Linked DNA regions of Homo sapiens: region 2 is linked to region 1. A link is a loop called in an ENCODE intact Hi-C map of the cell type or tissue named here. Cell type or tissue: CD4-positive, alpha-beta T cell. All regions are shown on one strand. Links, peaks and the distances in the headings refer to the core of each region. The heading gives the core; the rest is flanking DNA. Region 1 overlaps CMTM8 (CKLF like MARVEL transmembrane domain containing 8). Region 2 has its middle 39 kb from the start of ZNF860.

What was found. Hi-C counts contacts between places; a loop is a spot of excess contacts. Peaks named below come from ENCODE experiments on the same cell type or tissue, not always from the same donor. Only the 100,000 strongest peaks of a DNase experiment are listed, where the experiment ranks them.
Region 2: it touches region 1 in a loop (8-fold over the local background); 12 of 110 quality-filtered maps call a loop at or near these places.

What each region holds. Positions count from the first base shown.
Region 1 is chr3:32,328,832-32,341,508 of GRCh38, forward strand. All of the region lies in intron 1 of CMTM8 (CKLF like MARVEL transmembrane domain containing 8), which reads left to right. Among named protein-coding and RNA genes, the nearest start is that of CMTM7, 57 kb to the right of the region's middle. In CD4-positive, alpha-beta T cell, for the core only: a CTCF peak has its summit at 6,037; DNase peaks (open chromatin) are centred at 6,040 and 7,070; H3K27ac peaks cover 1,654 bases.
Region 2 is chr3:32,013,963-32,026,639 of GRCh38, forward strand. It overlaps a transcript of OSBPL10 not described here. Among named protein-coding and RNA genes, the nearest start is that of ZNF860, 39 kb to the left of the region's middle. In CD4-positive, alpha-beta T cell, for the core only: CTCF peaks have their summits at 5,344 (motif pointing right) and 5,547; a DNase peak (open chromatin) is centred at 5,299.

The DNA.
Region 1 (12,677 bases), core at 2,889-10,888:
AGTAACCAAAAACTTCCCAACAAAGAAAAGCCCAAGGCCAGATGGCTTCACTAGAAAATTCTACCAAATGTTTAAAGAAGAATTAACACCAGTCCTTGTAAAACTCTTACAAAAAATTGAAGAGAGAATGCTTTCAAACTTATTCTACAAGGCCATCATTACCTTGATACCAAAATGAGATAAAGATACTGTAAGTAAACAAAGATACTATACTACAAACCAATATCAATATTGATTCAAAAAAAAATTTTTTTTTTCCAATACAGAGTCTAGCTCTGTCACCCAGGCTGGAGTGCAGTGGTGCAATCACTGCAACCTCCACTTCGCAGGTTTAAGCGATTCTCTTGCCTCAGCCTCCTGAGTAGCTGGGATTACGGGTGCCCGCCACCAAGCCCGGCTAATTTTTGTATTTTTAGTAGAGGTGGAGTTTCACCATGTTGACCAGCCCGGTCTTGAACTCCTGACCTCAAGTGATCCACCCACCTCAGCTTCCCAAAGTGCTGGGATTACAGGAGTGAGCCACCATGCCTGGCCTCGTTAAAAAATTCTGAACAAAATACTAGTAAACCAAATTCAACGTAGTAAAAGGATTATATGTGTTCAACTGGGATTTATTTCTGAAATGCAAAGATGGTTCAACATGAAGACTGATGTAATACACCACATTAATGGAACGAAAGATAAAACCACATGATCATCTCAATTGATGCAGAAAAAGTACTTGGCAAAATTCAACACCGTTTCATGATAAAAACACTAAACACACTTGGAATAGAAGGAAATTACCTCAACATACTAAAGACCATATATGATAAGCCAACAGCTAATATCATATTCAGTGGTATAAAAAAGCTTTTTGTCTAAGACTAGGAATAGGGCAAGGATGTCTACTCTGACCACCTCTATTCAACATAAGACCAGAAGTCCTATCCAGGCGAGAAAGAGAAATAAAAGACATCCAAATAGGAAAAGAGTGATTATCTATGTTAACCAATGACATGACCTAGTACGTAGGAAACACTAAAGATTCTACCAAAAAAGCTGCTCAACTAATAAATTCAGCACAGTTGCAGGATACAAATTCAACACACAAAAAAATCAGTTGGCATTTCTCTGCACTAACAATGAGCAATCAAAAAAGGAAGTTAAGAAAATTCTATTTACAATAGAATCAAAAAGAATAAAACACTTAGGTAAAAGATGTTTACACTGAAAACTACAAAACACTGCTGAAAGAAATTAAAGGAGACATAAATAGAAAGACATTCTATGTTCATAGAGTGGAAAATGTAATATTGTTAAAATGTTCATATTATCAAAGATGATTCACAGATTCAGTGCAATCCCAGTCAAAATCCCAGTGGCATTTTTTTTTTTTTTTTTTTTGCAGAAATAGAAAAAAAATCCTAAAATTCCTATGGAACCACAAAGGACCCCAGAGAGCCAAAACAGTAGTAAGAAAGAAGAATAAAGCCACAGGCCCCATGCTTCCTGATTTTAAAAGGTGATACAAGCTGGGCATAGTGGCATGCTACTTGGGAGGCTAAGGCAGGAGACTTGAGCCTAGGAGTTTTGGGCTGTAGTGAACTATAATCTCACCTATGAATAACCACTGCACTCCAGGCTGGGCAACATAATAAGGCCCTTTTAAAAAATATGTATATGTTTGTTTTATATGTATATAAAACAAAGCTACAGTAATCAAAATAGTATGGTACTGGCATAAAGATAGACATATAGACCAATGGAACAGAATAGAGAGCCCAGTAATATACGCTCATATATGTAGTCAAAAGATCTATGGACTTTCCTAATTTATGATCAATATATGTCATTTATGGATAATAGATCACTTTCCAAATGGTCTATGGAAAAATGGACAAACATACCAAGACTACACAATGAGAAAGAAAGGACAGTCTCTTCAACAAATGGTTGGGAAAACTGGATATCCACATGCAAAAGAATGAAGATGAATCCTTACCTGACACCATGTATAAAAATTAACTAAAATAAATTATAGACCTAAATGTAAGACCTGAAACTCAAACTCCTAGAAGAAAATGAGAAAAGCTTCATGACATTGGATTTGGCAGTTATTTCTTGCATATGACAACAAAAGCACAGATGACAAAAGCAACAGTAGACAAATAGGACTATACCAAACTTAAAACATCTACCCAGCAAAGGAAACAATCATTACAGAAAGGGAAAAGATACCTGCAAGCCATGAATCTGATAAGAGGTTAATATCCAGAATATATAAAGAACTCCTACAACTCAACAACAACAACAATAAAAATCAAATGTAAAAACGGGGAAAGGACTTGAGTAGACATTTCTCAGAAAAAGATATGCAAATGCCAACAAGCATATGGTAATATGAGCAATATTACCAGTCATTAGGAAAATGCAAATCAAAACCATAATGAGCTATTACCTCACACCTGTTAGGATGGCCACTATCAAATAAACAGAAAATAACAAGTATTGACAAGAATGTGGTGAAATTGGGACCTTTGTGCCTTGCACATGGGAATGTAAAATGATGAGGCCGCTCTGGAAAACAGTACGGGGGGTCCTCAAAAAATTAAAAATAAAATGTACTATATGACCCAACAATCCCACTTCTGGGTATAGATCCAAAAGAATTAAAGACAGGATCTTTGAATCTTAAATTCAGCTGATTAAAAAAAAAACAATGAACAAATAAACCATACAAAAAAAAAAAAGGATCTTGAGATATTTGCACACTCATGTTCATTGCAGCATTATTCACAATAACCAAGAGTTAGAAGCAACCTGAATGCACATCAACAGATTAATGGGTAAACAAAATGTGGGATATGCAGACAATGGAGAATTATTCAGCCTAAAAAAGGAAATTCTGTCATATGCTACACATGGATAAACCTTGAGGACATCATGCTAAGTGAAATAAGCCAGTCATAGAAAGTCAAATACTGCATGCTTTCACTTATATAAGGTATCTAAAGTAATCAAACTCCTAGAAAGTAGAATGAAAAGTAGAATGCCAAGGGATAAAGAGAGGGTGCAAGGGGGAGTTCCTATTCAGTGCATCTACAGTTTCACTTTTACAAGATGAAAAAGTTCTAGAGATCTTCTGCACAGCAGTGTGCAGTCAACACTACTGTGTATTTAAAAATGATTAAGGTATTAAATGTTACGTTCTTTTGACCACACGCGCACACACACACACACACAAGTAAGTCATGAATAAAAAGGAAAAAAAAGCAACACCTTAATTGTGAGGCAACTGTAAAATAAATGAGAATTCAAGCAAATTTTGGATGGAAAAGTTGAAATCCTACAGAAGCATAGTACAATTAGAAAAGCAAGGCATTGTCCATATGGGGCTGGGTTAGCTGCAGCCCGTCGCAGTGGACGCAGCACAGGATGTAAAGCTGGGGTGCTGGTTGCTAGTTCCACCTGCTGCAGACCTGCAGTGGGGACAGTTACCTCTGAGCATCAGTAGCCTCAGGCGTAGATAAGGAGGGTGACCTCTGCCATGTGAGACCCAGCTGGAAGAGAGAGGGGGCTTCTTAGCTGGGATAGAATCTCAAGCAAAATCACAGTGGGTTTTGATACCTGGGGAGTGGCAGAGAGGAGTCAGGAGGTGAGGGGTGGGGAGCTTGGAGAAGGGCACAGAAGGAGGCGATGGGAAAGGAGATCTGGCCTGTAGGGTAAAGGCCTCATGGGGAGGGGCTGAGAAACAAGGTTGCTGAGACATGAATTTGGGCTGATTAGGGAAGTGCCTTCTAATGCTGTCCTTAGCACGCTCAGCCGCCTCAATCCTTCTTGAATCTGTATAAAGCAGCCAGTCTCTGAAAATAGAGACCACTCGATGGGGCCTCTGGGGGCCTCCTGTAAGAGGAGAGAGATGCTTAGTGAGACAGCCTTGGTCAGTGATTCTCAAACTCTGTTGGACTTGGGAAAAGAGTTACCTTCCCCACCCAGTTCATGGCACTGTACCCTCATTGGTCCTCAAAAGGCCCCCCTTGTTTGGTTTGTTGCCTTTTATCCTCATTTCTTACTGTTATCCTCTCCCCTTCTCCCATGGGCTACCGTTATTAATATGTGTTTGATGTATATGCTGTTTGTATGTATTCTTATAAAACAAGAAGGTTTGGAATGTGTGTGTTTTTAATGTACATAGATGGTAGCAGTCTAGAACAGCAGTTGGCAAACTGTAAAGGGCCAGAATAGTAAATATTTTAGACTTTATGGACCATATGGACTCTGTTGCAACTACTCCACTGTGTCATTGTAGCACAAAAGCAGCCAACGACATATGCAAATGAGTGAGCATGGCTGTGTTCTAATAAAACTGTATTTATGGACACTGAAATTTGAATGTCATGTAATTTTTATATGTCACAAAATATTCTTTTGATTTTTTCCAACTGTTTAAAACCCCTTGTAGCTTGTGGACCATACAAAAACACTGTGGCCAGATTTGGCTACTGGGTTGTAATTGTGTGATTCCTCATCTAGCTCCTTGCTGCTCAGTATGTTCTGTGGACCAACAGCACGGGCATCACCAGAAAGCTTGTTAGAAATGCAGATCTTAGGCCTCATCCCAGACCTGCTGGGTCAGCACCTGCATTTTAACAAGACCCCTGGTGATTGTGTATACACTGATGTTTGGGAAGCACTGGGCAATGTTTCATTTTTTTTATCCTTTCTCATTTAGCACTCTTCTAAAGACCGAACCATTTCGCTAGATCTAACCCATTGCTTGTAACTGCAGCACAGTATTTCCATATTCACTTTTCCACCAAAAAAAAAAAAAAAAAAAGGAAAAGAAAAGGTACCGAGACATTGGAAAGATTACTGGTTGCCAAGGGTTAGAAATGATGCAGGTGAAAGATGAATAGGCAGAGCACGGATGGTTTCAGGTGGTGAAAATACTGTGTGCTGGCTCTGATGATGGATACATGTCATTATACATTTGTCTAAACCCATAGAATGCCTACCACCATGAGTGAACCCTAATGTAAACTATGGGCTTTGGTCAATAATAATGTGTCATTAATTGGCTTATCAATTATATAAATTATAGGGGAGCTCAGGGAGGAGAGAAGGGGATATGTGGGAACTCTGCATGTTCCAATCAATTTTTCTTTTCTTTTTTTTTTTCTTCAAGACAGAGTGTCCCTCTGTCACCGAGGCTGGGGTGCAGTGGTGCAATCTCAGCTCACTGCAACCTCCACCTCCCAGGTTCTAAGCGATTCTCCTGCCTAAGCCTCCGGAGTAGCTGGGATTACAGGCACGCACCACCATGCCCAGCTAATTTTGTATTTTCAGTAGAGATGGGGTTTCACCATCTTGGCCAGGCTGGTCTCAAACTCCTGGCCTCAGGTGATCCACCCGCCTCTGCCTCCCAAAGTGCTGGGACTACAGGCGTGAGCCACCACACCTGGCCCAATCAATTTTCTGTAAACCTAAAACTGCTCTAAAAAATAGTCTATTGACCGAGCGTGGTGGCTCACGCCTGTAATCCCAGCACTTTGGGAGGCCCAGGCAGGCAGATCACGAGGTCAGGAGATCAAGACCATCCTGGCTAACATGGTGAAACCCCGTCTCTACTAAAAATACAAAAAATTAGCTGGGCGTGGTGGTGGGCGCCTGTAGTCCCAGACACTCGGGAGGCTGAGGCAAGAGAATGGTGTGAACCCAGGAGGCAGAGCTTGTAGTGAGCTGAGATCGCACCACTGCACTCCAGCCTGGGCGACAGAGCAAGACTCCATCTCAAAAAAAAAAAAGTGAAGGAGCATGTCCCAGAAGCTCCCCAACTCGGCACAATTTGAACTTTTTGAAGCCAACTCGTGTTTTCTCTTAAAAATACATTCAAATTTGTATTTGCCATATTCTTTTGCCTTAATGTGACAATCAATTTTAATTTCTTTATACTTAAAGTTCACCTCCCCTCCCACAGTTAAAAAAAATTGTGTAAAGTGAAAGCTGCAGGAAGATGTGTTGTTGCTACCCTGTGACATCCCCCGCTCATGCCTGCCCTCCACTGCCTCAGTTGAAAACTGCAATCCTAGGCCAACTCCTACCTTCCAGAAGGTGAGGCCAAGGGTCTCCTGCTCTCTTGCTACCCTAGCCCTGGGCCGTCTTGGTGAGGGAGGGAGGAAAGGGAGAAGCTGCTGGCACATTTGGGGGCTGGGTCTCTCAGTGTCTACCTGAGTGCCTCGGTGCCTACTGTTGTTTCCTGAGTAATAGCATACCTTTGACATACTCTGCCCAAGTAGGGAGGCCTGGCCAGGGGCGAGAACTCTGTCCTGCCAGGCTCTTCCGTCAGAGATGGAAGGAAGGATCTGGCTTGGTCTCCAGGGGTACCAGTGGGTCTGCCAAGCTGACACCAGGCTGTGCCCTCCATCCCACTCCTTTCCTGGGAGAGCTGAGAGAGTATGAAGCCTTCCCGTACATGTCATCCTCTCTACCTTGAGCATATTTGTGCTCATCTCCTGATGGATGTAGACAAAGAAGGACCACTGTGGCGTGTTGGAGTCAGGCGCACTAGGTGGTGGGTGGTGGAACTCTATGGTAAGCTGTACATCTCCGGTCGGAAGCAGACCAGCTGGCCTGGGGAAAAGGCAGCATGGAAATGTGTGCAGGTAGACTCACCTCCACGGAGGGCTTGACATTCCTAAACTTGTTTTCAGGGGCCAGGTGGTCAACTCTCTCCATCTCTGCAGCCATGAGTTTACTGACCTTGGCCATTGGACCCTACTGATCCTGGTGCAGCTTGCAGCTGTGGGGGCAAAGGCTAATTAGGTAGAACAGATGTGTCGAAGGTCACCTGTTCTCATGTGTTTCCTGGACTGATCATTATGATTTAAGGCCCTCCCAAATTTTCTTCTGTTTGAAAGAAGGTCTGATAACCCGGGAATTTCAGAATTAAGAATGGACATGACAAAGGAATATAGATTCCTAAAGGGCATGTATGTCTGCCAGGGCCCTTTCAGTTTCATAAAAGCAAGGAGACTTGCAGGGCGGGAGATCAGAACTCTCCCTTGAAGATGAAGCGCACAGTCTTACTTCCTGCACTCAGAGGCAGTTAAACATCCGGAGGGCAAGTGGACCGAGGGAATGACAGACTCCAGAAAGCAGCCCTGACCAAGTGGGAGAGGCCCTCCAGGGCAGCGACTCTCAGCATGAGGGCATGGATTCTCACACCCGCCAGCACTGGGGCAAATGCTTGGCGTCTTTGGTGGAGGCAAGCATTTCATAATCCTCCTTGTTTGATTTTTATTTCATTTCTTTTGAGATTGACATTAAAGAGTAGCTGTGTGACTTTTGATACATGCACAGTTGTACAATTGCATCTGAACCTTTTTGTGTGATGTCCCTCCCTCCCCCACCTTCCTCCCTAGTGCCTAAAGGTAGAAGGACAGAGGTGGAGCTATCCCAAGTAAAGCCGGTTCTCAGGCTCTGTGCAGTCCCTTCAGGGGACCTGTGATAAAGTGGAGTCGGCACAAATCAAGGCTTGTACATGTAAGATTTTATCTTGACCTCAAACTGGGCTGTGGACCTGAGGCAGTGCTGGGAGGCTCTGTAGCAGAAAAGAGTCCTTAGACCTGGCTTTCAGCCAGGGCTCCAGCAGCTTTGCAGAACATGGTTTTGAACATAGCCTTTCACTGCTGTGAGCCTCAGTTTCCCTCTGTAAAATAAAGATAATCATATCTCCATCATACAACTGTTGTGTGGCTAAATGAGATGTGAGCGATGTAACTGGTGATGTCCTATACAAATACTGATGGTGCTGGAGGTAAGACATTTATTGTCATTCAATAAACGTCTCTCTCCCACACAGAAATGGAAGGAGCTGTTTTTATAGGGACTCTTGCCTCTTCCTCACTACTCTCTCATCCTCTTTCCTGTAAGCCTTTATCTCAGTTCTGTTCCTTGGGAGATAGCGTTCATTTTTTTCTTCTCCTCTTTGCCTTTTATTCCCCCATGCTTCACCAAAACAGAAGGAAATTGTCTGTTTTCTGTTGCTGTGATTGAATACCTGAGACTGGGTAATCTATTAAGGAAACCATTGTTTCTTCCAGTTTTGGAGGCAGGAAGTCCAAGGCCAAGGGGTCATAGCTGGTGAGGGCCTTTTTGCTGGTGGGGACTCTGCAGAGTTTTGAGGCGGTGCAGGGCATCACATTGCAAGGAGGCTCACGAGAGACAGCCAGACTGACTTTTAAAACAGACTCCCTCTTGTGATAACAAACCTCCTCCCGAGATAACTCATTAATCCATGAATGGATTAATCCATTTGTGAGAGCAGAGCCCTCATGATCCAATCACCTCCCAAAGATCCCACCTCTCAACACTGCTGCATTTGAGGACCAAGTTTCCAACACATAAAGTTTGGGGGACACATTCAAACCACAGTGGAAACCAACATGTGAAATGGAAAAGTGTTGACAGAAGTAAGTAAATGTGGGAGCCAGGTTAGCATCTGACCACAGACAACACCAGCCAGGCCTGCACGGACAGAGGTGGCCCTGGAATATCACCAAATCCAATCCCCTCACTCTAAGAGTCTTCTTTTCACACAGTTTGTTCAGTGTTCTTGAAGACTCTAAGCTGTTTGGCTGGGGCTGGCTGCAGCTTTACTTAATGGTGACCCAGGACCATGATCCAAGTGTTTTTCTCTGATTCTGGGGGAAGATTTGTGTTCTTTGTGAGTCCTGAGAAGATCTTGGATTGGGTCATCAGCATCCAGTATTCCTTTTAAATCCCTGGTGTGTGGAGCAGCCCATGAGAAAGAGGGAAGAAAATAGGGCTTCTTAAACTTGAGCTGCTTGGGAAGACACCTTGCTGGGCTCCTTCCCAGAAATGCTGATTCAGCAGGTCTGGGTGTGACCTAAAAGTCTGCATTTCTCACATGCTCCTGGGGGATACTGATCCTGCTGGCCTGGGACCAGACATCATTGGAGAATCCAAGGCTACAAGGCAGAGGTTGGCAAATTACAGTCCAGCAGCCAAGTCCAGCCAGAACACAGTTGCTCCCATTCATTTACATATTGTTTATGGCTGCTTTCATGCTACAGTGGCAGAACTGAGTAGTTGTGGCAGAGATCATGTGGCCCACAAAGCCAAAAATATTTACTATTTGGCCTTTTTTTTTTTTTTTTTTTTTAAATTGAGATGGAGTCTCACTCTGTCGCCAGGCTGGAATGCAGTGGTGCAATCTTGGCTCACTGCAACCTCCGCCTCCCAGGTTCAAATAATTCTCCTGCCTTAGCCTCCTGAGTAGCTAGGACTACAGGTGTGTGCCACCACGCCCAGCTAATTTTTGTATTTTTAGCAGAGACGGGGTTTCACCATGTTGGTTGGGATGGTCTCGATCTCTTGACCTTGTGATCTGCCCGCCTCGGCCTCCTAAAGTGCTGGGATTACAGGTGTAAGCCACCGTGCCCGGCCTGGCCTTTTACAGTAAAAGCATGCCAACCTCTGCTCTTGAGGTTCCTCAGCACCCTTAGCCCAGTAGTTCTAATTACAGGCATGGGACACCTCCCATTCCTTTCTTTCACTGACTGAGTACCCTAGGGCCACTACTGTTAAGAAACCAACTCTGCTAAGCATTAAATCATGTTCTCTGGAAGAAAAAACATGAGACTGATATCACTGCTTTTACCTCTATCTTTGCCGATCACAAAACACCTTAAGACCCTGCAGCAACCTAGGTGGTGCTGTACCCATCTTGTGAAGGTACAAACCAAGGCTCAGGAAAATAGTTATGTCTGTGGTCACACAGCAAATTAGTGACAAACCCAGGTCTCCCAGGCTTTGCACCTAACACACTACCTATTGTATATAAGGCAAAATTGGATGGTACTTTGTATATTGGTCATCTAATTCTGTGTAACAAATTACCCCTAAATGTAATAGCCTAAAGCAGCAGAAGACATTTGTTATCACTCACGGTGTCTGTACATAAGGAATTCAGGATCAACGTGGCTGAGCAGTTCTGGCTCAGGTGTTTTCCTAAGGTTCCATCAGATGTCTGCCAGAGCTGCAGTCACTTAAAGTTTAACTGGGGCTGAAGAATCCACTTCCAAGGATTCAGCTTGGAGAATCAGCTTCACTCACGTGGCTGGCAAGTTGGTGCTGGCTATTGGTGGGAAACTTCATTTCTGTTCCATGTTGACCTCCCTGCAAGGCTGCTTGAGTGTCCTCACAATATGGATGCTATCTCCTTTTTATGACACAGCCTCCCAAGTCACATAGCATAATTTCTGCCACATTCTGTTCATCAAAAGCAAGTCAGTAAGTCCAGCTTACCTTCAAGAAGAGCATCAAAGAATTTGTGGGCATATCTTAAAGCCAGCCCAGTAGGTCAATTTCCATTCCATTGCCTGCTGGGAAAATCAGGGTCCTGTGGTGTTGTCACAGTGCCGGTCTTTAGTTGATCGTAGAACGTGAGACTAAAGTCCTAAGCAAGAATAAGGTAATTCACAAATTACTAGCAACATCTAGGCCTCAAGTTTTGTTCTGTTCTGGAATAGAGTACCCAAAGGAATCTTACACAGTTGGACTTCAGAAAAGGTCAGAGAGGACCGGAAGGAGATGCCCATCTTCATGCTGTGTTTGAAAACAGAAAGACGACCACATGGTTTGAAATCCTCCCAGGCAATCCAGACATGCTTCTGCTAAGGGCCAGCTCTCCATTCCCAATTAAAAACTATCTTTCTAGCCCAGAGGCCAAGTGCCTTGTTGGAGAAAGCAGCAAGGCCTGAAGCCCTTCGGTTGTGCTTGTTGATGCTCCACACAGTTCCCCTATAAAGTATTAAACATACTTCAGTAAGAACTCTGCAGGGGTAGGCCGGGCGCGGTGGCTCATGCCTGTAATCCCAGCACTTTGGGAGGCCGAGGCGGGCGGATCATGAGGTCAGGAGATCAAGACCATCCTGGCTAACACAGAGAAACCCCATCTCTACTAAAAATACAAAAAATTAGCCAGGTGATGTGGCTGGCGCCTGTAGTCCCAGCTACTCGGGAGGCTGAGGCAGGAGAATGGCGTGAACCCGGGAGGCAGAGCTTGCAGTCAGCCAAGATCGCACCACTGCACTCCAGCCTGGGCGACAGAGTGAGACTCCATCTCAAAAAATAAATAAATAAATAAAAAGAACTTTGCAGGGGTAGAAGGAGGAGGCTGTGAATTTGTGGATTAAATTTGCCCTTCCAAGTCTTTGTATTAATTCATCCTTATCTCAGCCAGCTGATTGCATTTCTTGTCAGATCTGTTTCCAGGCAACGTCTGGTACTAATGGGTGAGAGTCCAGTTTATTCTTCCATGCCCTGCCACCTCTGTGCAAGGCGTTGTAAGTGTAGGAACTCATCCAGACAGTAAACTCTGATCTCTCGCCATTCAACAGGGTCCGGTTGTATCACCTTAGTCTTCATAAGCAGTGTTTGGATACCCTCTAGTGGATAAGTGAAGATGGTCGCCATGCTTGCTAAACAGAAGGGCTCCGAACCTGGGATGAGAGTGGAGGTGACTGGCTTGAAGAGCCCCTGTGACTCTGGAAAGCAAATGTAGGGAGAGGTCAGCTTGAGGATAATGTAACTCCTTGATGCTCCAGGAAAGAGGTATACTCTTCCGTTGTATAATCTTCTCTGGCTTGATATATTTAATAACCTGATTTGGAAAACAGGTAACAAAAACATCAGTACACATATATGTGCATGTGTGTATATTTCCTAGTGCAGAGAGTGTGTGTGGTTGTAAACAGGAATTGGCAAACTTTTTCTATAAAGGGCCAGATAGTAAATATTTCAGGCTATGTAGCCAGGAGGCCACATATTCTGTTGTAGTGTGAAAACAGCCATAGATAATACATTCATGAATAAGCATGGCTGTGTTCATTGACTATACAAAACAGACAGTGAGCCGCATGTGGCCCTGGGCCAAAGTTTGCCAACCCCTGGTGAAAAAGAAAGAACTGAATTGTGTTTGTCTCTTGCACTAGATGGCGAATTCCTCCTGTGCAGGGACCCAAGCCTCATTCACCTTTGTACCCTGGGCACTCAGTATTGTGCCTACCATGTGGCAGGTGCCCATAGCCTATTTACTGACTCAATATGGCTCCTGTGTCAAACTCTGTAATATATCACCTTTCTTGCAAGATTTCTTGGAATTCATTGAATTAAGAGCAGCATGCTCTCTAACTTAGATGTTTAAGCCATCAGAGCAAATAGGATTAGTTGCCATCCTGTTTTCCATGTACTTGTCCTTCACCAAGATGCCATGTGAAAGACCAGCACTTCAAAAGGCCTTGTCGTGATCAGCCCTGTTCAGCCTGAAGATGGCACTACCTAGTGGCCCAACAGTGGTGGGCAGCTGCCGGGCATCTTGTTTTGCAGACGTGACAGTGGATTTGCATAGAGGCTTCTGTTGCCTTTACTAGAATCTCCATATGCCCAGAACCTTGCACGTGAGAAGGGACTGGCTGGTGGCATTCCAGGTAATGTCCTATCCCTAAGAACACGGCAGGAGCCAGCTTCTCTGTCTCAAACACCAGCCTATTCCTCTAAGGCAGGCTTATGGTCTGCCAAACTGCTCTTTTTTTTAAGGTATTAATCACAATAGCAACTATCCTTTGTAGAGTATATTGTCTTATGTGGATTTTAGAAAATATGTATTATCT
Region 2 (12,677 bases), core at 2,062-10,061, 320 kb before region 1:
AACCAAAAAAAGTACAGGACCAGATGGATTCACAGCCGAATTCTACCAGAGGTACAAGGAGGAGCTGGTACCATTCCTTCTGAAACTATTCCAATCAATAGAAAAAGAGAGAATCCTCACTAACTCATTTTATGAGGCCAGCATCATCCTGATACCAAAGCCTGGCAGACACACAACAAAAAAAGAGAATTTTAGACCAATATCCCTGATGAATAACAATGCAAAAATCCTCAATAAAATACTGGCAAACTGAATCCAGCAGCACATCAAAAAGCTTATCCACCATGATCAAGTGGGCTTCATCCCTGGGATGCAACGCTGGTTCAACATATGCAAATCAATAAACGTAATCCAGCATATAAACAGAACCAATGACAAAAAGTACATGATTATCTCAATAGATGCAGAAAAGGCCTTTGACAAAATTCAACAGTCCTTCATGCTAAAAACTCTCAATAAATTAGGTATCGATGGGATGTATCTTAAAATAATAAGAGCTATCTATGACAAACCCACAGCCAATATCATACTGAATGGGCAAAAACTGGAAGCATTCCCTTTGAAAACTGGCACAAGACAGGGATGCCCTCTCTCACCACTCCTATTCAACATAGTGTTGGAAGTTCTGGCCAGGGCAATCAGGCAGGAAAAGGAAATAAAGGGTATTCAATTAGGAAAAGAGGAAGTCAAATTGTCCCTGTTTGCAGATGACATGACTGTATATCTAGAAAACCCCTTGGTCTCAGCCCAAAATCTCCATAAGCTGATAAGCAACTTCAGCAAAGTCTCATGATACAAAATCCATGTGTAAAAATCACAAGCATTTTATACACCAATAACAGACAAACAGAGATCCAAATCATGAGTGAACTCCCATTCACAATTGCTTCAAAGAGAATAAAATACCTAGGAATCCAACTTACAAGGGATGTGAAGGACCTCTTCAAGGAGAACTACAAACCACTGCTCAAGGAAATAAAAGAGGATACAAACAAATGGAAGAACATTTCCTGCTCATGGATAGGAAGAATCAATATCGTGAAAATGGCCATACTGCCCAAGGTAATTTATAGATTCAATGCCATCCCCATCAAGCTACCAATGACTTTCTTCACACAATTGGAAAAAACCACTTTAAAGTTCATATGGAACCAAAAAAGAGCCTGCATTGCTAAGTCAATCCTAAGCCAAAAGAACAAAGCTGGAGGCATCACACTACCTGACTTCAAACTATACTACAAGGCTACAGTAACCAAAACAGCATGGTACTGGTACCAAAACAGAGATATAGACCAATGGAACAGAATAGAGCCCTCAGAAATAATGCCACATATCTACAACTATCTGATCTTTGACAAACCTGACAATAATAAGAAATGGGGAAATGATTCCCTATTTAGTAAATGGTGCAGGGAAAACTGGCTAGCCATACATAGAAAGCTGAAACTGGATCCCTTCCTTACACCTTATACAAAAATTAATTCAAGATGGATGGATTAAAGACTTAAATGTTAGACCTAAAACCATAAAAACTCTAGAAGAAAACCTGGGCAATACCATTCAGGACATAGGCATAGGCAAGGACTTCATGTCTAAAACACCAAAAGCAATGGCAACAAAAGCCAAAATTGACAAATGGAATCTAATTAAACTAAAGAGCTTCTGCACAGCAAAAGAAACTACCATCAGAGTGAACAGGCAACCTACAGAATGGGAGAAAATGTTTGCAATCTACTCATCTTACAAAGGGCTAATATCCAGAACCTACAATGAACTCCAACAAATTTACAAGAAAAAAACAACCCCATCAACAAGTGGGCGAAGGATATGAACAGACACTTCTCAAAAGAAGATATTTATGCAGCCAAAAGACACTTGAAAAAATACTCGTCATCACTGGCCATCAGAGAAATGCAAATCAAAACCACAATGAGATACCATCTCACACAGTTAGAATGGCGATCATTAAAAAGTCAGGGAACAACAGGTGCTGGAGAGGATGTGGAGAAATAGGAACACTTTTACACTGTTGGTGGGACTGTAAACTAGTTCAACCATTGTGGAAGTCAGTGTGGTGATTCCTCAGGGATCTAGAACTAGAAATACCATTTGACCCAGCCATTCCATTACTGGGTATATACCCAAAGGATTATAAATCATGCTGCTATAGAGACACATGCACACGTATGTTTATTGCAGCACTATTCACAACAGCAAAGATTTGGAACCAAGCCAAATGTCCAACAATGATAGACTGGATTAAGAAAATGTGGCACATATACACCATGGAATACTATGCAGCTATAAAAAATGATGAGTTCATGTCCTTTGCAGGGACATGGATGAAGCTGGAAACCATCATTCTCAGCAAACCCTCGCAAGGACAAAAAACCAAACACCGCATGTTCTCACTCATAGGTGGGAATTGAACAATGAGAACACATGGACACAGGAAGGGGAACATCACACACTGGGGCCTGTTGTGGGGTTGGGGGAATGGGGAGGGATAGCGTTAGGAGATATACCTAATGTAAACGACAAGTTAATGGGTGCAGCACACCAACATGGCACGTGTATACATATGTAACAAACCTGTACGTTGTGCACATGTACCCTAAAACTTAAAGTATAATTTAGAAAAAAATAAAAGGGTTTTTCCTGGCATCATAAAAGCTTTATATCGATGTTCTCTCTTGCTGCTTTTGGTAATTAGAATAGGTTGTCAAAAAGCTAGAGCAATTGTTGATAGTCTCAAGTTTTAATGCTCTCAATAAATAGTTCAGTTTGGGAGGCAGAATTAAAATGGGACAGTGGAATGCCAGAGAGTTTGGAGTGATCTGGACCAGGATTAAACATCGCATTAGCAGAGTGATCCTGGACCAGGTACTTAATCTGTCTGCATATGAGTATTCTGAAACCTAAATGAGAGACCGTATGTAAAGACCTGGCACCCACATGGCACATTCTTGGTAGCTATTATCTTCATGTGATAATGAAAAGTCTTTACTCCTTATTTCCTTGAAAATATCATTACTTTGGAAAGAAGCTAATGTTTTATAATAAAGTGTTTTCTAGACTAAATTTTTTAGTTCAAAGTTTTGCCCTTTAAGAGATCTGAACTTCCATTAGAACGTGGGAAGAGGGCTGATCACAGCATGCATTTATTGAACTCTGACTTGTATGCCAAACACATATTAATTTCTTATGAATGATTTCATTTGAGCTTCTGGAAACGCTACGAGGCAAATAGCATTGTTTTTCCCATTTTAAAGATGAGGAAATAACTTTCAAAGAAGTTAAAAAGCTTTCCAAAGTTCCAACAGCTAAAAACACCAGCTGTTTGATCCGAAGACCATCTTCTTAGCTATACTGGTCTCAGAATCTAGGTACCTTTTATCAAGCTACACATTTTTACTCTACCAAGTAGTTTTTATTTTGAATCTTCAAACAGAACTGTACTGGATTTTATCATTGGTTTACAGATAAGGAAGCTGATGCTTAAATAACTTACCTAATATGGTTTGGCAAGTGGCTGAGCTGAGATTCAAAAAAAAAAAAATTCATTTTCTCTTAATCTACTGTTTGGTCTGTTTGGGCCCAGGGTTCTGTGTCTTCACAGCTCTACCCTACCACTTCCAAACTGTGCTTAGTAGACTGCACAAAGCCCCGGAAAGTACACTAAACTGGAATCCAAGAGACCTGGGTTTTATTGTTCGCTGTGTTACCAATGAACTATGTGACATCAGTTAAGCCATTTCACTTCTCTGAGCCTCAGTTTTGTCATTTGCTGAAATAATTTGAATTAGGTCACTTTTAATTCTTTTGGCTTTAAGTTTCTATAATCCCAGGTGAATTGTGAACAATCACATTCATTGTGTCACTAAACTTAAAGAAATAAAATGTCAGCCAGGCGCAGTGGCTCATGCCTGTAATCCCAGCACTTTGAGAGGCCGAGGCAGGCAGATCACTTGAGGTCAGGAGTTCGAGACCAGCCTGGCCAACATGGTGAAACCCCGTCTCTACTAAAAATACAAAATTAGCTGGGCTTGGTGGCGGGCGCCTGTAATCCCAGCTACTCAGGGGGCTGAGGCAGGAGAATCACTTGAACCTGGGAGGCGGAAGTTGCAGTGAGCCCAGATGGTGCCATTGCACTCCAACCTGGGCAACAAGAGTAAAACTCCATCTCAATAAATAAATAAATAAATAAATAAATAAATAAATAAATAAATAAAATGTCAAAAATTATGAAATAATTACAGGGACAAATGTGATTGTTAAACTATGATGGTAAAGAAGTTTGATCCCAACCTTTCAGAAACCAGCTTTTTAGAAGGATTGGTGCAATGATAGACGAGATGTGGGAACAAAGCTCAGACTGAGTATCTGTGATCTCAGACAAGTGTTTATTCTTCCTCTGATTTAGTTTGCTTTATGGTTGAATGGAGATAATTCTAATGCCTGTATGTTTGCTTTAAGAAGACTTCTTGCCAGATATTAAAATAGATGAGAAACCAGAGCATAGAAGGGAAAACCAGAGCATAAAAGGGAAACCACACTGGAAAAAAGTTTACAATAAAAATGCTGTAAAAATGCAAGACACGGGTGAGGTCATGTGTGCCTGTAGTTCCAGCTACTCGGGAGGCTGAGGTGGGAAGATCATTTGAGCCCAGGAGCTCAAGGCCACAGTGAGCTATGATCACACCACTGCCCTCCAGCCTGGGCAGCAACACAGCAAGACTCTGTCCTAAGGAAAAAAATGCAAGACATTATATTTGAAGACATCAGTGGCTGAATTTGGAGTCTGGCCAACTGTGTCCATTAAACACACCAAAAGAAAAAAAGGTAGTGTTTTTGTGTGATCACACTGGAAATAATTGAATACAAACAGGCAAAAATCAAAAGGAAGCAAAAGAACTCAGCAATGAAAAGATAAGAACAAGAAGTGAAAGAAGAAAAAAATTAAAATGAGTAGATAAGGTGGAGGAAAGATTCACAAGGGAGAAATGAGAAAAATGAAGAGGACCAGGAGTGGGAAGAAATGAAAAAAGAGGAAAAAAGGAAAAAAAGGTAATTTCTGAAATTGCAATCTCCACCAACGGCCTAAGCTACTCTTGATTTTGAAGGCTGTGCAATCATCACATTCCAGTTTTAGAACATCAACATCACCCACCCCCCCAAATTCCCTTGAATTAATTTCCACAATTGGAGCTCTCCAAAATCCACAGTAGTTTGAGGAACAAGGGAGTGGGGGTGATGTCGTTTAACAAAGTCCGAAGTTGTTCTCCTATTCAGCCACCAGGGGGTAATACATTCCATTCAATTCAAAAAGCATATTTAGGGAAGTTTACCAAGTGCTCCATACTCTAGAGGCTACCCCATGAAAAAAAATAAGGCATCATTCCTTACATTCAAGTGCAATCAATAATATATTTATGCAAGTAATGATGATTCAAGAAGAAATGAACTATTAAATCACATTAGAGCTAAGTCTTATGGCTGAATGGGAATTTATAATAAGCAGAGACGTGTGGTAGGAGGAAGATTCTGAAGAGAGGAGTATAATGGGAAGAAAGATCGGTGCCAATGTTTAAGTAAACTTGTATTACAGTTGGAAGAGAAAGCATCTTCTTAAGTCTGTTTTCATATGTTCAACATCCACAGACTAGTTAATGGGTATTGGCCTCATTTGTAAATATCTAACTAAAAATGAATTTTTTTAAAAAAGATTCAACACAATTTTTAATGATGCAATTATAAAAAATTATTAACTCTGTTTCTTCGCAATAAGAAGGGTAAAATTGTTTGCAGTCTTTCATTGTGTTATCTTTATTTGGCTCCATGATCAATAGCTTCAACTATAGTCTATTTCCTCATCGAGTTAGTTTCTTTGTTCTTTATTTCTACTACACTGGAACATATAAAGTATAACTATCAATCTTTGACTATTGTGGTGAGGGTGCTGCTCTGATGGGTGGTTCTAGATATGTGGATCAAACACGAACCCTGAATTTGCGGAGGGATTTCTCTCCCAGTTCCACTCACAGTGCTCTGTAGAAGCCGAGTCAATGAGCCTACAATGCAAAACACCAGAAGTCTGGATGCTTAATCCACTCTTTGGGTACAATTTGTTCTGATAGTGAATTTTCATAGTTTGTTGCAGCATTTGATTTTTATGTTTTGTTCCTGTTATTTTCTATAGCTTTGTTAAAATTTATATGCCATAAATTCACCCATTGTAAGTATACAATTCATGACTTTTAGAATCTGTATAGTTGTACAATCGTCACCACATTCCAATTTTAGAACCCTGCCCAATTTCCTTTAGCCCATTTGCAGACATACTCCACTTCCATATCCAGCTCCAGGTTAGCCTGATCTGCTTTCTCTTTCTCTAAATTTGCCCTCTCTGGACATTTCATGTCATACTATATGTAGTCTTCTGCACTTAGCTTTTTTCATTTAGCATAATGTTTTCAAGGTTCATCTATGTTGTAGCATGTATCAGTACTATATCATTCCTTTTTATTTCTAAATAGAATTCCATTGTATGGGCATACTACATTTGTTTATCAATTCATTAATTAATTGACATTTGGATTCTTTCCAGTTTTCAAATAATGCTGCTATGAGTAATTGCGTACAAGTCTTTGTGATGGACATAAAAGACAAAATGTGCTGAGCAATTAAGGAGATGATTTCATTCAAGCTTTTATAATAGGCAAAATGTTCATTAATGAAAAACATCTCCAGGAGAAAAAAAAAAAAGAAGACCTGGGATTTTATAGAAGCGGGTAAGCAAGAGAGCCACCAGTGAGTCTTATAGGAGTCCTAAGGAATGATGGCAGGAAATATGCAAGAGCAAGGTGGTTGTGTTAGTCCGCTAGGACTGCCATAATGAAATACCACAGACTGGGTGGCTTAAACAACAAAACTCGTATTTTCTCAGAGTTCTGGAGGCTGGATGTCTAAGATCAAGGTGTCAGTAGAGTTGGTTTCTGCCATGGACTCTCTTTTTGGCTTGCAGATGGCTGCCTCTTGCTGTGTCCTCACTTGGACTTTCCTGTGTGTACGTGCTTTCCTGATATTGCTTCCTCTTCTCATTAAAACACCAGTTCTGTTGGATTGGAGCCCCATCCTCATTACCTCATTTAACCTTAATTACCTCTTTAAAAGCCCTGTGTCCAAGTATAATCACATTCTGAGGTGTACTGTGGGTTAAGACCTCAATATATGAATTGGGGCGTGGGTGGGACATAATTAAGTCCATAACAGTGATTCTTTGTGGGTAGTCTTTCTTACAAATACAAAAGTGTGGGTATTTTCTCCGCGTTGCTGCTTTCCAGGAGCACAGGCTCAAATAAAGTTCAACGTCATGAGGACAGATGTTATCATTTCTCTTGTGTATATTCCTAGAACTGGAATTACTGGGTTACGTTTAACATTTTAAGAAGCCATTTGCCAACATATCTGCACCGTTTTAACTTCCCACCAATAATATTAAAGGATTCCAGTTTCTCCACTCCCTTACGCTCATGAATGCTTTCTTTTTTATTTCAGCCATTCTGGTAAAAGTAAATGGATATTTCATTGTGGTTTTAATTTATATTTCTCTAGTGATTAATGATGTTGAACACCTTTTTCATGTACTTGTTAACCATTTGTATATCTTCTTTAGTGAAATATCTCTTCAAATCCATTGCCCATTTAGGAGTTTTAAAAATATATTCTAGGCTGGGTATGATGGCTCACACCTGTAATTCTAGCATTTTGGGAGGCTGAGGTGGGCAGATAGCTTGAGCCCAGGAGTTTGAGACCAGCATGGGCAACATAAGCAAAACTCCATCTCTACAAAAAAATACCAAAAAAATTAGCTGGGCATGGTGGTGCATGACTGTAGTCTCAGCTACTAGGGAGGCTGAGGTGGGAGGATCACCTGAGCCTGAAGAGGTTGAAGCTGCAGTGAGTCATGGTCGTGCTACTGCACTCCAGCCTGGGCAACAGGAGATAATCTGTCTCGAAAAAAAAAAAAGTAAAACAAAATATGTATATTCTAGATATAAGTCGTTTGTCAGGTACATGATTTGCAAATCTTATTACCCAGTCTGTTTAACTTGTCTTTTCATTTTGTTAGTGGTGTTTTTTGAAGAGCTGAAGTTTTCAACTATAATGAAGTCCAGCTTATCTATTTTTTCTGAAGTGTTGCATATAGATATGCAGTTGTCCCAGCACCATTTTGTTATGGAACCGAACTGGGGTCTCTCACTTGGTGCAGCAAAGCCAAACACTGACATTGGGATTTGCAGCAAGAGAAAGTGAGGCATGTATTGCAGGGCACCAAACAGGGAGAATTGGGCAGCTCATACTTAAGACCCAAACTCCCAGATGGTTTACAGGTAAGGGTTTTTTAGGATGGCGAGGCAGTTACAGGCAAAGTCATAAATCAATACATGGAGGCTACACATTGGTTTGACCTAAAAAGGTGGGACATCTTGAAGTAGAGGCCCATAGGTCATAGGTGGATTCAAAGATTTTCTGATTTGAGGCCTGGCATGGTGGCTCACGCCTGTAATCCCAGCATTTTGGAAGGCTGAGGCGGATGGATTGCTTGAGCTCAGGAGTTTGAGACTAGCTTAGGCAATGTGGTGAAACCCCATCTCTACAAAAATACACAAATTAGTTAGGCATGGTGGCTGGCACCTTGACTATTTGGGAGGCTGAGGTGGGAGGATCACTTGAGCCCGGGAGGCAGAGGTTGCAGTGAGCCAAGATTGCACACACTGCACTCCAGCCTGGGTGACAGAGCAAGATGCTGCAAAAAAAAAAAATTCTGATTTGCGATTAAAGGACACAAAGCTTTGTCTAAAAATTTGGGATCAGCAGAAAAGAACGTTAATTCTGGCCTGGGAGTGTGACTTCTGCCAGACTGCCTAGGAAGACATCTAAAACAAATAGCGGTGGTCAGAGTTCAGTCCTCAAGTCCCTCATATTTGACATCTGTGTGCCAGTGGATCTGTTTGGTGGAGGTCTGGGTTTCTGAAAAACAACTCAGGTACATATGTTAAGATATCTTTAGTTTCTATAGGGAATCAAACATCTCCTGACTTTAGCTTCTGTGGCTCCTGTTTTAAGCTACTATTAACTTCTTGCTTATCAAGTTGTTCATTTACTTTTCAAGGCTAGTGATATGGTTTGGCTGTGATCCATCCAAAACTCATCTTGAATTGTAGCTCCCATAATTCCCACGTGTCCTGGGAGGGACCCAATGGGAGGTAATTGAATCATGGGGGCGAGTCTCTCCCTTGCTGTATTTGTGATAGTGAATAAGTCTCACAGGATCTCATGGTCTTATAAGGGGGAGTTTCCCAGAACATGCCCTCTTGCCTGCTGCCATGTAAGATGTCCGTGTGCTCTTCCTTTATCTTCCGCCACAATTGTGAGGCCTCCCCAGCCATGTGAAACTGTGAGTCCATTAAACCTCTTTCCTTTATAAATTACCCTGTCTCAGGTATGCCTTTATTAGCGGTGTGAAGACTGACTAATACAGCTAGATAGGTGCCCAGAATGTCCCTTGAAGGAACTCAAGACTTTTCTTTATTTCCATGCTTGGGCCACCCACAAGCCCCTAAAAGAACCCCCTGCTCCATCTCAATTTGTTGAAAAGACTATACTTCCCCTACAAAATTGTCTTAGAACCGCTGGTGAAAATTAATTTAATATAGTTTATTGCTGCATTCTCAGTCCTGCTTCATTGCCTTACAATAGTTTCTTCTCATCGGCAAGGGATATATTCCAAGACCCCTCAGTGGATACCTGAAACTGCAGATAGTACAGAACCCTATACATTCTATGTTTTTTTCTATACTGGCATTTCCTATATATGTAAACTTTATGGTAAAGTTTAATTTATAAATTAGGCACAGTAAGAGACTAACAACAATAATAATAAGTGGGCCAATTACAAGAGCATACTATAATAAGAATCTTAAACCGATAAACTGTTTATTTCTGGGATTTTCCACTTAATATTTTTGGGCTACAGTAGACCATGGGTAACTGCAGAAATTGAAACCACAGAAAAGAGAGGCCTACTGTACATGCCTATGCTTATCCAATACCCTAATATCACACTGTCTTGATTACTGTCGTTTTAATGGTAAATTTTGACATTGAGTTGTATAAGTTCTCCAGTGTCATTCTTCCTTCTCAAAACAGTTTGGGCTCTGCAAGGTCCTTGGTATTTCCATATAAATTTTATGATCAGCTTATCAATTGCTACAAAAAAATAGCCTGCTTGGGATTTTGAGAAGAATTCTGTTGAATGTAAATCAATTTAGGGAAAATCACCCTTTAACAAAGTTGAGTCTTCCAACCCATCACATGATGTTTATTTATATCTTCTTTAATTTCTCTCAGCAATATTTTCAATATTTTGTTGTTTTCAGTGTATATATCTAGCACTACTTTTGATCATTTTTTCCTAAGTATTTTGTTCCTTTTGATTTTATTTACGTATTGTGAATGGAATTTTTTTTTTTTTTTTTTTTTGAGACAAAGTCTCACTCTTGTCCCTCAGGCTGGAGTGCGATGGCATGATCTCGGCTCACTGCAACCTCCACCTCCCAGGTTCAAGTCCTGCCTCAGCCCCCCCAGTAGCTGGGATTACACGCGCCTGCCACCATGCTAGGCGAATTTTTGTATTTTTAGTAGAGACAGGGTTTTACCATGTTGGCCAGGCTGGTCTAGAACTCCTGACCACCTGCCTCGGCCTCCCAAAGTGCTGGGATTACAGGCATGAGCTACCGTGCCCGGCCGGAATTATTTTCTTAATTTCATCTTTGAATAGTTTGTTGCTAGAACATGGAAATATAATTAGCTTTGTATATTGCTTTTGTCTCTTGCAACATTGCTAATTTATTAGTTCTAGATTTGTGTTTTTGTGAATTTCTTCCAATTTTCTACATAAAGGATTATATCATCTGTGAATTTAAAAAGTCCTACTTCTCTTTTGCAACATGGATGTCTTTTTTATTTTTGGCCTCATTATACTGGCTAGAACCTCCAGTATATAGCTGAACAGAAGTGGTGGGAGTAGACAGTCTCACCTTGTTCATGATCTTAGGAGGAAAACATTCAGTCCTACACCATTAAATATGATATTAGCCCTAGGTTATTTGTAGATGCCTTTATCAGAATGAGGAAGGACCCCTCTATCTTGTTTGATGAGGGTTTTTATCATGAATTGGTGCTGAATTTCTTCCAATGTTTTTTCTGCATCTGTGAAGATGATCATATCAGTTTTGACTTTTATTAATATGGTATATCACATTAATTGATTTTTGAATGTTAATTCAACCTTGCATTTCTGGGATACAGGAATATTGCATTTCTTGGGATATTATTGGTCATGGTATATGATCCTTTTTTTATGTTGCTGACCTTGGTTTGATAGGATTTTATTAAGAATTTTGGGGCCTATGTTCATGAGGAATATTGGTCTGTAGTTTTCTCTTCTCATGTCATCTTTGGCTTTTGTATCAGGTTAATGCTGCCCTCATTGAATGAGCTGGGAAGTGTTCCTTCCTCCTCTATTTTCTGAAAGAACTTGTAAGCTACTAGTATTTGTTATTTAAATATTTGATAGCATTCACTAGGGAAGTTATTTGGGCATGAGCATTTCTTTGTGGGAAGCCAGTTCAATTTCTTTACTTGTAGGTCTATCAAGCTTTTCTATTTTTTCCAAGCCAGTAATTTACATCTTCCTAGGAATTTGTCTAATTCATCTGCTGTCTAACAGTTATTCATAATATTCCCTTACAATTCATTTTACTTCTATAAGGTCAGTAGTAATGTCCTCTCTTTCATTCCTGATTTTGTGTCTCTTCTTTTCTTGGTCTAGCAGAGCCATCAGGCTTTCTTGAGTATCCGCTGCACACACACACAGACTCCATCAGCCAGGGTTGTGTGGATGGCTCAGACCTGCTCTGGTCTTTGCTATACATGCCAAAGTCTCTGGCTAAACATGATATATGGAGCCTTTATATATACAGACATAGATAGATAGATAGATAGATAGATAGATAGATAGATAGATAGATGATAGATAGATAGATAGATAGATAGATAGATAGATGATAGATAGATAGAGATAGAGATAGAGACAGAGATAGAGATAGAGATATATAGATTTTTTTTTGAGACAGGATCCCACTCTGTGCCCCAAGCTGGGGTGCAATGTCACAATCATAGTTCACTGTAACCTTAAACTGCTAGGCTCAGTGGTCCTCCTGCCTCAACCTCCCAAGTAGCTAGGACTACAGACATGAGCCACCATGCCCAGCTAACTTTTTGAATTTTATATAGAGATAGGGTCTCACTGTGTTGCCCAGGCTAGTTTCAAACTCCTGGTGTCAAGCAATCCTTCTGCCTCCCAAAGCAGTGGAATTATAGGTTCATGTGACCATGCCCGGCTAAGCCATAATATTCTTTGAGGAATGTCTTTCTTCTTACTATAGCTGGAGGACTGTTAGCTTCAACTTACAATCCAGATTGATATGATTAAAGGAACCCTTAAAGGAACTATATGGTTCTAAAAAAACCCTAAATGTATATTGCAACAGGATGCCTCCTACCACACACAGCAATGGCCGGGAGAGAAAGACGCAGAAAACCCTACCGTT